2 separate regions of the Homo sapiens genome follow, and region 2 is linked to region 1. A link is a contact called in ENCODE Hi-C data. All regions are on one chromosome and are shown on one strand. Each heading gives the region's core, a stretch centred on a gene start or an enhancer-like site at or near the end of the contact. The rest is flanking DNA. Distances are from core to core; before and after follow the strand shown. Region 1 overlaps GRIN2A (glutamate ionotropic receptor NMDA type subunit 2A). Region 2 overlaps LINC02177 (long intergenic non-protein coding RNA 2177).

What was found. A loop is a pair of places that touch in the nucleus more often than their neighbours do. Pooled maps may share reads with other maps.
Region 2: a map of heart right ventricle shows a loop between it and region 1 (4-fold over the local background). The contact joins two enhancer-like sites. A Hi-C loop is called at or near these places in 2 of 168 maps with a recorded cell type or tissue (Right ventricle myocardium inferior and heart right ventricle) and 7 of 50 pooled maps.

What each region holds. Positions count from the first base shown.
Region 1 is chr16:9,794,485-9,800,566 of GRCh38, reverse strand. It overlaps GRIN2A (glutamate ionotropic receptor NMDA type subunit 2A), which reads left to right. Exons shown (of 13, transcript NM_001134407.3): 11 at 2,103-2,290. It overlaps LOC105371077 (a long non-coding RNA gene), which reads right to left. Exons shown (of 4, transcript XR_933063.4): 2 at 5,845-6,045. Among named protein-coding and RNA genes, the nearest start is that of LINC01195, 340 kb to the right of the region's middle. Within about 2 kb of position 3,151, at least 4 of the 41 ENCODE cell types and tissues checked have a DNase peak (open chromatin) inside an H3K27ac peak, as active enhancers do; they include heart right ventricle, where a contact is called at or near this core.
Region 2 is chr16:9,366,111-9,373,001 of GRCh38, reverse strand. The region is part of intron 1 of LINC02177 (long intergenic non-protein coding RNA 2177); the gene reads right to left. Among named protein-coding and RNA genes, the nearest start is that of LINC02177, 14 kb to the right of the region's middle. Within about 2 kb of position 2,746, at least 3 of the 41 ENCODE cell types and tissues checked have a DNase peak (open chromatin) inside an H3K27ac peak, as active enhancers do; they include heart right ventricle, where a contact is called at or near this core.

The DNA of each region.
Region 1 (6,082 bases), core at 1,902-4,401:
GCCAAATAGTTTTGTTCCCATAGGGAGTCCTTCGGCAGCTGTCTCTGAAAAGATGCAGTGTTTCACATCCTCTCTTTGCCATTTTTATTTTTATTTTTTTGCTTCACTGTTTTATGTTTTCTTGTTAAAGAAAGGCAATAAAGTTGAGAAAGTGTCATGAAGTTGAGTCATCTCCGATTTAGTTTTCTTACCCATTTTAGAGTTGAGACATTCATCCCTGCATTCCACAGTGATCATTTCAGCCTCGTTAAATAACTTTAACATTTGGAAACAATATCCAGGACTACTGACAGGGATCTAATCATAATTAGCACCTGTAATCCCAGCACTTTGGGAAGCCGAGGTGGGTGGATCACTTGAGGCCAGGAGTTCAAGACCAGCCTGACCAACCTGGTGAAACCCTGTCTCTACTAAAAATATAAAAATTAGCCGGGAGTGGTGGCAGGCACCTGTAATCCCAGCTATTTGGGAGGCTGAGGCACAAGAATCACTTGAACCCAGGAGGTGGAGGTTGCAGTGAGCTGAGATCGCACCATTGCACTCCAGCCTGGGCAATGGAGTGAGACTCCATCTGAATAATAATAATAATAATAATAATAATATTTAGGCACAGTTGTGCCCTTGGAGAGATTACCTGATGCTTATTTTCTGGGGTATGCATAGGATTTCTAAGGAAATGATAACATTCCACATTTTGAACTGCATGGTGATTTCAAGGATATATACATATGTAAAAATTCATCAAGCATTTTATTACACATACGTTATACCTCAATAAAAATAAGTGTATCAAAAAAGAATTTAAAAGTGCTATGTGTATTCACATGGAAATATATTCACTAGGTATGGAATGAGAGAAGAAAGCAATATGTGAAATAGTTTGTGTGGCATAATAACATTTTCGGGATTAAAACAAGGGTTGGCAAACTACAGCCCGTGGACCCATCTGTTTTCCTAAATAACATTTTATCGGAACACAGCAAAGTTCGTTTGTTTACACATTCTCTATGGCTGCTTTGGCACTATGTCTTGGTTTCCTAGGGCAGCCATAACAAAGGAATGCAACCTGAGCAGCTTAAAGAACAGAAATGACTGTCTCGCAGCTCTGGAGGCTAGATGTCCAAGATCAGGGCATCTGCAGGACCACGCTTCCACCGAAGGCTCCAGGGAGGGATCTGTTCCAGGCCTCTCTCCTGACTTCTGGTAGTTCCTTGGCTTGCAGCAGCATAACTCCAGTCTTCATATGGCGTTCTCCCTGTGTGCATGTCTGTGTTCAGATTTCTCCTTTTAATAAGGACGGCAGCCACAGTGGATTAGGGGTTCACCCTACTTCTGTATGAATGTTAGGGGTGGACACAGTGCAGCCCCATAACACCCTACAACAGCAGAGTTTAATAGCTGCAACAGAGACGGTATGTCCTACAAAGCCTCAACTATTTATTATCTTGTCTTTATAGAAGAAAGTTTGCCAATCTCTGTGTATGCGTGTTTGTGCATACTCACTAAAACATTTGGAAGGCTGTTCACTAACATGTTAACAAAGGTTGAATCTGAGTTATAGAATTATAGGTAGCTTTAATTTTAATTGTATTTTTAATACTTTTCTATATTATTTGGATTTTTAAAAATTCTGCAATAATTTCTGTATGATAAATAAGCAGCACATGTATTTCTTTTGGGAGGAAAAAATATTCCTATTTAGTTCCTTTCCCCTTCATACACACTACCACCAAATTCTTCTGCCCCTTAGTGGTTTATTTTGTTCTGATGCAAACCTTTCTAAATAGGGCACTGTCCTCCACCACTGGGAGTGTTAAGGACAAACACTTAGCAAACCAGCAAACTCAACTGTTTACTCACTTGGGTATATGGATCCTTCATGTCTTTATTTAGCTGCCTCTTGTAAGTTGGAGAGAAAAGGTTCTGGCTTTTATCTCCTCATTAAAAATAGATCCTTTTATGATGAGGGGATGGAGAGGCCATGAGTCATCATCACCAGCATGAAAGAAAGTGTGGGATGCTTTCAGGATCAGGCCTCAGGAGCTGGACCCCGAGGTGGTACCTGGCCACCCCTATGACCCCCTGGTTTCTTGTCATTTCAGGAAGCTGGACGCTTTCATCTACGATGCCGCAGTCTTGAATTACAAGGCTGGGAGGGATGAAGGCTGCAAGCTGGTGACCATCGGGAGTGGGTACATCTTTGCCACCACCGGTTATGGAATTGCCCTTCAGAAAGGCTCTCCTTGGAAGAGGCAGATCGACCTGGCCTTGCTTCAGTTTGTGGGTGATGGTAAGACCCCGGGTGACCCCTTTCTTTAGGGGGACTTGAGACCCTCACACTCGCTTTGTTTGCTCCTGGGCTTCCCAGTGGATCTTTGCATGATGAGTTTGCTCCCTAAAAATATTTACTGAGTTCCTGTCACATGAAACCATGGTTCTTTAGGTTGCTTATAATGGAAAGCAATTCTAGATAACTAAATTTAACAAACAAAAGTATTCTAAGGATACAGTCTCTCTCAGGGGATTTAGGAAAGAGTTAAATAGGTTTAGAAAAAGACAAGAGCCAGGACAGTCCTGGTGCCTTAAGTGGGAATTTATAGGTCTTCTGTCTAGGGCAGTGGTTCTCAAAGGGTGAAGGGCAATTTTGTCCCTCAGGTGACATTTGGCAATGCCTGGAGACACATTCAGTGATCACGGCTGGGAATCTGCTTGCTGATCTAATGGGTAGAGGCCAGGGCCAGAAGATGCAGGAAAACACCTTACAGGGTCCAGGACAGCCCCCTACATCACAAAACACAAAATTATCCAACCTCACATGTTGGTAGGCTGTGGTTGAGAAACGCTGCTGTACAAAATTACATAACTAGGCTGTAATCAGTCCCAATTTCACTCCAGAGAAAGGATTTCTGATGCATTTTGAGGTCAAAGACTCTTTCCTAGACTTATCAGGCATGACTCACGGTGGAGTCATGTTGTACCAACATGGCAACTCATGTTCTTATCCCGTGGAGGAATGAAGGAAAGGCAATCTCTATTGCAGTCTAATGAGACTGTGGCATTTATAGAACTGTAAAGCCGCTTGGGCCAGCTGTGTCACCAGAAGCATTTCCTCCTGTCTGCCCTTTCTACTTCATAGCTGGTGATCTCACTATAGCCCGGGGTTTCCTGGCATGGCCTCTAGAGGCTGGCCGTGGCTTGGAATGGCAGGTTGGTTTCCTTTCAATTGCCAACACGGAGGAAATAGGAAAAGCAAAGTCAGCTCAGATAGCAGGTTAACACCAAAAATGAGCTCGGTATGAGGAGGATAGAAAGGCTCAAGCCAGAGGGCAGAAGCCCCGTTCAAATAGTGGAGGCTATATTCAGAGATGATTACAGAACGTGTTATGCCAGGCTACAGGTGGGAGAGAAAAATCTAGTTACCACTACAGTGAAATGCAATATCAAAATAGGCAGAGGTTAGCTAGTGCATAGGGTTAGTGTGAATTCGAATGAAGTGCACAATTACTTGTGGCTTCTTATCTTCTTTCTATTCACAGAGTTAAATCCTAGATTCTCACAGTGCCATCAGGCATTCTAAATGTGTTTTATATTTAACTCCCAAATGAGAACATGTGAGTCTTTGAATTCTCCATAGGGCATTTGTACCTTCCTCAGATCACTGGCCATGTTCTCTGCTGTGTAATAATGATTTGTGGCTGTGTTGGTCAGCTTTTTGCTGTGAGATCTTAGAGGCGTACAACAGTAAGCATTTATTTTCCTCATGGTAGTGCAGGTTGAGTGGAGAAGCTCTGCCTGGGGTGGGGATAGTGCCTCTGCTTCCTGCCACAAGCGTACGAATCAGTGGTGTGGTCTCTGCTCCACACGTGTTTCTGCTGTGTCTCGGGCTGAAAAGGTAGCAGCTACCTGGGGAAGCTCTTTTCCTGGCCATGGCAGAAGCACAGAAAGGAACGCCTAGCTGCACATGCACATTTCAAGCCACTGCTTGGTCACGTTCACGTCTGCTAACATCCTTCTGTCCAAAGCAGGTCAGGTGGCCAAGTTCAGGGTCAAGGGATTGCAGGTATACTCTGCCTTTCATGAGATAGGTCTTGAAGTTTTATGGCAATAGTGTGGACACTGAGAGTATGCTGAAGAATTGGGGCCAAATGTTTTGCCTATCACAGGGGTGGATAATCACCCTTACAGGGGATGAACTATTCAGCAAACAGGAGTCTTATTTCCAGCATTACAACAAAACACTGAACATCACAGGTAAATTGGTCAATAAAGGTTTGAATGAATAAATACATGTATGGATGAATGATTGATTGATGTTAAGATGTATTTCATTTGGCTGGAAACTTTTAAATGTGATAGGTATCTGTCAAATAAGTGAGTTCTAACTCTAGCCCCACCCACCATTGGTGTCACTCTCGAAGCATCTATTATAAAACAGCTAACATATTTAGGGACTTGGGTATGTCAATCATCATACTGGATGCATTACATACGTTCCTCAATGTAATCTTCGTAACCTTATGAGGTTAAATGTTGCTTATTCCCACTTTACAGAGGAGGAAATTGAATCTCAGAGGGCAAATCCCCTAGCTAGTAAGTGGCAAAGCTTCTACTTCAGGGACCTTACTCTGGAAGGGGGCCAATTAGGGAAGACTGTTGTTATATTTAATTCTCTAAGTTATCTATCAAAGATGACTAAACTCTTGAGATGTATAAATCCTTTAGGAAGGAGTAATTTAGTGCACATCTGAACTAAATCTACTGTCCCATTTACAAATACTTCTATGAAAGAAGTGATCTTTTTTAGCCTCGGTTTATTCATCTGTGAAAGGGTACAGAAATAATTACCTAATAAGGCTGGTGTGAAGATGAAATGGGAGAATACATGTAAAGTGCATAGCTTAGCTTAGCATAGACCCTGTAACATACAAGTGGTTCAATAAATGTTAGCCATCACCATTGTAGTTACAGAAAAGGGGTCCCAATGCAGACCTCAAGAGAGGGTTCTTGGATCTCATGCAAGAAAGAATTCAGGGCAAGTCCATGGAGTAAAGTCAAAGCAAGTTTATTAAGAAAGTTAAGGAATAAAAGAATGGCTACTCCATAGACAGAGCAGACCCAAGGCTGGGTTATTTCTTGATGATATGCTAAACACGGGGTGGATTATTCATGCCTCCCTTTTTTAGACCATATAGGGTAACTTCCTGATGTTGCCATGGCATTTGTAAACTGTCATGGCGCTGGTGGGAGTGTAGCAGTGGGGACGACCAGAGATCCCTCTCATGGCCATCTTGGTTTTGTTGGGTTTTGGCCAGCTTCTTTACTGCAACCTGTTTTGTCTCTCAGCATGGTCTTTATGATCTATATCTTTTGCCCACCTCCTATCTCATCTTGTGACTTAGAATGCCTTAAGCCATTTACGAATGCAGCCCAGTAGGTCTCAGCCTCATTTTACCCAGCTACTATTTAAGATGGAGTGTTCTGGTTCACACGCCTCTGATATCATTATTATCATTATCATCACCACCACCATCACCGTCATCATCATCATCATCATGACCATTGCCATCATCCTCATTACCACGATCATCACCACCATCATCATGGCCATCACCACCACCCTCCTCCTCCTCTTCATCCTTCTCCTTCTCATCATCACCATAGTTGCCCGTGCACAACTCTAGTATCAAACACAACTTCTTTAGTGTTGCACTGGCAATAATGTAGTCAAGTTAGTAACACAGAAACAACTTTTGTGGTGCTAAACAGAAAAGGTCTTCTTTGCACCAAATAAAAAATAAACAGTAAAAGCATCCAGATGGGCCAGGGGTTTGTTCATGTACTTACAGAACATCTAGGTTCTCATCGATATTTTCTGTTCTGGCTCATTGCCTTCCTGGTCAGACTTGGGTTTGGGAAATGTCTCTATTCAGCTTCATCTCTTGAGGCCATCGGGAGGCATAAGACTTGGGAGAGAAAATGCCATTGGTCCAGGGGGTGTCTCCAGATGATCTTCCCGGAAAGCCATGACCAATTCTGAATGTCTCTCTAGGAGTAAATACATGAATTAACACAGCTGCATAAA
Region 2 (6,891 bases), core at 1,497-3,996, 430 kb after region 1:
GTTAAAATTAAGAGTTAACCTATAAAACATCCCTCAGCAGTGTCACTGTGACATAGTGTCAATAGCCAGCCTGTTTGTGGTCCATTTATCTCTCACTCACCCCCTCTACAGCCATCAATCATACCAAATTAGAGAATGTATTTTGAAAACTCCATACTGAGTGCCAGAGCAGGGAGCATGTTGGTCACCAGGTTAAAGGCTCAGGACTCAGGCTTTTTTTTTTTTTTTTTTTTTTTTTTTTTTTTTTAACAGGATCTCACTCCAGTTGATCAGGCTGGAGTGCAGTGGCACAATTTCAGTTTACTGCAGTCTTGCCCTCCTGAGCTCACGCAATTCTCCCACCTCAGCCTCCTGAGAAGCTGGGATTACAGGCGCACACCACCACGCCTGACTAATTTTTTGTATTTTTAGTAGAGACAGGATTTCGCCATGTTGCCCAGCTTGAATTCCTGGACTCAGGAGTTCAAGTGTGCCTACCTCAGCCTCCCAAATTGCTGGAATTACAGGTGTGAGTCACCGCGTCCAGCTTTATGCAATTTTATATTGAGCCTTGACAGAAAGAGTACTCCATAGGGCAATGGCTCTTAACTGCAGGTGATTTTTGCAGCATCTGAACATTTGGCAATGTGTGGGGGCATTTTTGATTGTCACAGCTGAGGGGGTGCTACTGGCATCTAATAGATAGGTTCTACAGAAGCTGCTGAACATCCTGCAATGCATGGGACAGCCCCCTACAACAAGGAACTGTCCAGCACAAAATGTCAATAGTGCTCAGATTGAGAAACCCTGATCTAGACACTGCTAGATCTTGGTAGAATGAACACAGACTTTTTGGAGTCAGGTAAACCTAGACTTAAATTCCCATCATGCCACTTACTAGCTTATGGCCTTAGACAAATCACTTAACATCTCAAAGATGACACCTTCCCAGAGTATGTTGCTCAGGATTAGAAGAAGCAAAACATCAGCACCTAGAAAAATGACTAGCACATGGCACATGCCCCAGACATTTGTGATTGCCACCCAACAGCCATTCTCGAACTGCCTTACTGCTCTGGACACTGACATGAAAGACGTGATGACGGTGCAGCAGCAGCTATTTTGGCTCCGAGAGGGAGAAGGCAAAAAAGGCTAAGAGAGGCTGATGCGGAGCCCAGGCGCCATGGAATCAACCCTGGATCCAACTCCTCTCGAGTTCTGTTACGTGAGAAATAATGTGTCATTAGTTAAGCTGCTTTTAATTTCTTTTACAGCACACTTTTTAATTTTTTATCTATTTATTTTCAATAGTTCTTGGGGTACAAGTGGTTTTTGGTTACATAAATGAATTATATAGTGATGAATTCTGAGATTTTAGTGCACTCATCACACAAGTAGTGTACATTGTACCTAACGTGTAGGTTTTTTCCATCCCTGGCCCCCCTACACTCTCACACTTTAAAGTCCCTGAAGTCCATTATACCACTCTGTATGCCTCTGCGTACTCATAGCTCAACCTCCCGCTTTTAGTGAGAACATGCGGTTTTTGGTTTTCTACTCCTGTGTTACTTCACTTAGAATAATGGCCTCCAGATCCATCCAAGTCGCTGCAAAAGACATGATTTCATTCCTTTTAATGGCTGAGTCATATTCCGTGGTGTATATATACCACGTTTTTCTTTAGCCACTCAATCCATGGGCACTTGGGTTGGTTCCGCATCTTTGCAATTGTAAATTACGCTGCTGTAAACACACATGTGCAAGTGTCTTCTTCATATAATGACTTCGTCAAGCTGCTTTTAGTTGGTATCTCTTATTGACACCTTCACTCATTCGAATCACTACCATACAAACTCAATAAATGTTTATAGATCAATAAATGGTTTTATATGTCTGGTATATAGTAGGTGTTTTAAGCAGTGGTTGAGGTATCCTGGCCAGGCAAGAAATAACTTTTTTTTTTTTTTTTTTTTTGAGACAGAGTTTCACTCTTGTTGCCCAGTCTGGAATGCAATGGCACCGTCTCAGCTCACTGCAACCTCTGCTTCCTGGGTTCAAGTGATTCTCCTGCCTCAGCCTCCCAAGTAGCTGGGATTACAGACACCCACCACCACACCCAGCTAATTTTTGTATTTTTAATAGAGACAGGGTTTCACCATGTTGGCCAGGCTGGTCTCAAACTCCTGACCTCAGGTGATCCGCCTGCCTCAGCCTCCTAAAGTGCTGGGATTACAGGCATGAGCCACCATGCCAGGCCAAGAAATAACTTTTGGTTGCACATTGCTAGTTGCCATTGGATGTCAGACACATTTCAGAATCCGTATGATCCGATAAGTGGGCAGAGAAAACAGGTTTAAGGAGACAGGGAACAGCAAGAAGGAGAGGTTGTCAGTCTGTGGTTTTCTATAAATGGATTATTCTTCCCCACCCACATCTTACAAGCCACAGTGACCATTCTGTGTCTAACAAGCAGTCTGTCATTTGGGGAAGAGGGATTACAACCCTCTCTTTCCTTGTAACAGCTGTGATAATGCAGCCCAACTGCCCGCTTAGGTGGCAATCAGTCATTCGAGGTCATGGAGGCCCTGCACGGAGCCACTTGTGAAGAAGCTGTCGGACAAGGAGACCTGGAAGAAAATGTGTGATAGCAAAGTGTCAGGCAGCGATGTGACAGCTGGCTTCGTTTCCCCCAGAGAGCTATTGTCATGGAAAGCTCTGCTCAGCCCTGAAACAAGATAACTTCATCAAGTCAGAACTGCTGGGAGAAGTGCTTTTGGCTTGAAGCAACCTATCTGAGAAAAGGCGGCAAAGAGGTGGGAGCGGTCGGAGGAGTGACCACAGGGATTTGACTGGGAGTTTCCTTTATAACAAACCTTGTTAAAGTGAGAGGGAGGGAGTAGCATGGAATAAGGGTTGGCTAGGGGCCAGGCAATCATTTACCTCTGTTATTCTTACAACCTCCATTTGTCCAGTGCAATACTTCATAGTTGCCAGACACTGAGATCAACACTTTACAGAAACCCTCTGTATTGGTTTGCTGGAGTTTTGTAACAAGGTGGCTCAAACAACAGAAATTTATTCTCTCCCAGCTGTGGAGGTCAGAAGTTGAAAATCAAGGTGTCAGCAGGGGTGATTCCTTCTGAGGGCTATGGGGGAGACTCCACTCTGTTCCAGGCCTCTCTCCTTGGCTTGTAGATTGCTGTCTTCTCCCTGGATCTCTTCACTTCCTTCTGTGCATGTCTCTGTATCCAAATTTCCACTTCTTATAAAAGCACCAGTCTTACTGATTAAAGCCCACCCAAATGGCCTCAACTTAACTTCATTACTTCTGTGAAGACAAGATCTCCAGTAAGGTCCTATTTCCAGGGGTTAGAACATCAGTAGATGCATCTGGAGATGATACAATTCAACTCACAACACCCTCTTATTCAATGCTTACAACGTCGGTAAGAGGAAAGGCCTACAAGAGTCATTTAATCCCTTTGGGAGGCCAAGGCAGGCGGATCACGAGGTCAGGAGATCGAGACCATCCTGGCTAACACAGTGAAACCCCGTCTCTACTAAAAATACAAAAACAAAATTAGCCAGGTGTGGTGGCGGGCACCTGTAGTCCCAGCTACTTGGGAGGCTGAGGCAGCAGAATGGCGTGAACCTGGGAGGCGGAGCTTGCAGTGAGCCGAGATCCTGCCACTGAACTCCAGCGTGGCAGCCTGGGCGACAGAGCGAGACGCCGTCTCAAAAAAAAAAAAAAAAAGTCATTTAAGAGAAAGACCTATCAAAGTCATTTAAGGGAAAGGAAACAGACTCAGAGGGGCTGTGACACTGGCCTGACATCATGCCAGCCTCCTTTCCTATTTGCATACAATGGGTGCTACAATTATGTCATCATGCACTACACACATCCCACTAAAGTGTGAGTCCCATGAGGGAAGAGATTTTATCCCTTTTGTTCACTGATGTTTCTCTAACACCCTGCACAGTGCCTGACACATTTAGAAAGGACCCAACGAGTATTTGTTGAACAATGAATGAATGAATGCAGGATTCATTGACCAGTTCTAGGAGCTTTTTGGATGAGTGTTTGGGATTTTCTAGGTACACAATCATATCATCAGCGAGCAGCGGCAATTTGACTTCCTCTTTACCGATTTGGATTGTTTATAGCAGCACAATTTGCAATTGCAAAAATACAAAACCAGTCCAAATGCCCATCAATCAACAAGTAAATAAAGAAAATGTGATATATATATATCACATTTATATATATATAAACACACACATATATATACATGTATATATACACACATGTATACATATATACACACACATATATACATATATATATACACACACACACATATATATATACACACAAACACACCATGAAATACTACTCGGCCATAAAAAGAAAAGGAAATAATGGCATTTGCAGCAACCTGGATGGAACTGGAGACTATTATTCTAAGTGAAGAAACTCAGGAATGGAAAATCAAATTTTGTGTGTTCTCATTCATATGTGGGAGCTAAGCTATAAGGACAAAAAGGCATAAGAATGATAGATTGGACTTTGGGAACTCAGGGGAAAGGGTCGGGGGTGCTGAGGGATAAAAGACTACACATTGGGTACAGTGTACACTGCTTGAGCGATGCGTGCACCAAAGTCTCAGAAATCACCACTAAAGAACTTATTCGACGGGCACGGTGGTTCATGCCTGTAATCCCAGCACTTTGGGAGGCCGAGGCTTGCAGATCCAGCCTGGCCAACATGGTGAAACTCCATCTTTACTAAAGATACAAAAATTAGCCGGGCATGGTGGTGGCCGCCTGTAGTCCCAGCTACTGGGGAGGTTGAGGCAAGAAAATCACTTGAACCCGGGAGATGGAGGTTGCAGTGAGCCAAGATCGTGCCGCTGTACTCTAGCCTGGGCAACAAGAGTAAGATTCCATCTCAAAAAATGAAAGAAGTTATTCATGTAAATTCATGTAACCAGACACTACCTGTTCCCCCAAAAACCTACTGAAATTAAAAACATATAAACAAATAAATAAATATATAAATATATAAATAAAAATAAAAGAACGTGGGTAGCAAACTATAGCATGGAGATTCAGTCTTACTTGTCTGACTCATAGTAAATGAGTAAATGCTCATAGCTGTCATAAAGCCTGCCTCCCTCCCCCTTACTCCCCACCACAGCAGCGTTCACATCTCACCAGCAAGGAAACTGAGACTCAGAGATGATTCCTGATTTGCTGGGATCACACAGCTAAGTCACATCTTGAGGTTAAACACAACTCCATCATCAACTTCCGTGCAGAATAATTTTAAGCGAGGAGTCATGAACACAAATGCTCTTGAGAGCCAAGCAGCTGACATAAATGCATAACCAGGGCTGAGACAATATGGAGTGGTGGGGACTGGGGCAACCTAGAAAGACAAGTTTCAGCTGAAAGAGATAGCTGCTTGTTTGAGGGAAATTTACAGCCTTCTCCCAGATAGATCTCAATTTAATTCATAGGTAATTTTATGAGGCATTTTGTAAAAAGCCTCATGATGTGTAGCTCCAAAAGGTACAGGTTAGTCAAGGGATTTTTCAATAATGTCCCTTTTGTTCTCTACTAAAGACAGTGTTATTCTGTAATTAAACAGGTTTTTGTTACACTGGGTTATCAGCCTACTGCAGTGAGATCTTCCTCCCTAAGGTGCTTTAGAGGTCTGAGATGAATAGGAGACCGCACAGCTGCACTCCTACCTCATCCTAGGGAGCAGCATGAAGAAACAGGTTTATCTGTGTGGTAGACAGAATAATGTCCCCAAAGATGTTCACTTCCTGATCCCCAGACCCCCTGAATGTGTCACCTTACGTGGCAAAGAGACTTTGTAGATGTGGTTAAGATAAAGATCCTGAGATGGGGAGAGAATCCTGGACTATCCAGGTGGGCCCACTGTGATCACGAGATCTTTACAATGGAGAGGGGAGGCAAGATGGTCCAAGTCTGAGTGAGAAGCACTCCACCTGCATTGCTGGCCTTGGAGATGGAAGGAGAGCCAAGGAATTCAGGCAGCGTCTAGAAGCCAGAAAAGCTGAGGCCACAGACCCTCCCTGGAGCCTTCAGAAGGAGCCCAACCCTGCCAACAGCTTAACTTTAGCCCAGTGAGTCCCATTTTGGATGCCTGCCTCTCCAGAGTTGTGAGATAACAAATCTATATTGTTTTAAGCCACTAAGATTGTGGTGACTTGTTACAGCACCAACAGGAAACTGATACAAGTCTGTAACTGACATCCAGGGACATATCTGAGTCACTCTTTCTCCCTCTGCAATACCCAACTGTCAGTGATGATGTCCCAGGACCACATTTCCTTGTCTCTAAATTCCCCAATTCAGTCCCCCGCTGCCCCCCAAAATGCCCATAGCCCCCAAATCTGCTCTTCCCACAGTCTTCCTCATCTGTTATTTCTCCTCCATCCAGTTATTCGGGCCAAAAGTCTTGCAGTCATTCTCAACTCTTCCTTCTCTCTCTTTGGTATCCCAGGTCCCACGTATCAGCAAGTCAACATCCAGAATCCAACCATGTCTCTCCACCCCCACCTCCACACCTGGTCCAGGCCACCATCACCTCTCACCTGGACACATCACGGTAGCTCCTGACCCATCTTTCCCTTCCATGTGTATCTGTATGTTATTTTACACGCAAAAGACAGAGTGTTAGATTATCTTCTGCTGCTGCCCAACCTTGCCAAGGACCTCACATCACACTCCTCACCACAAGCACCCAGATCCTACTGGACATGGCCCCTGCCCTCTCCTCCCACCTCATGTGCCAGCACCACCCCATTCCTCACCATGCTTTGTGGTCAAGGTTCCTCACGGCCTGCAAATACACCAAGAGCATGCTGACCTCAGGGCCTT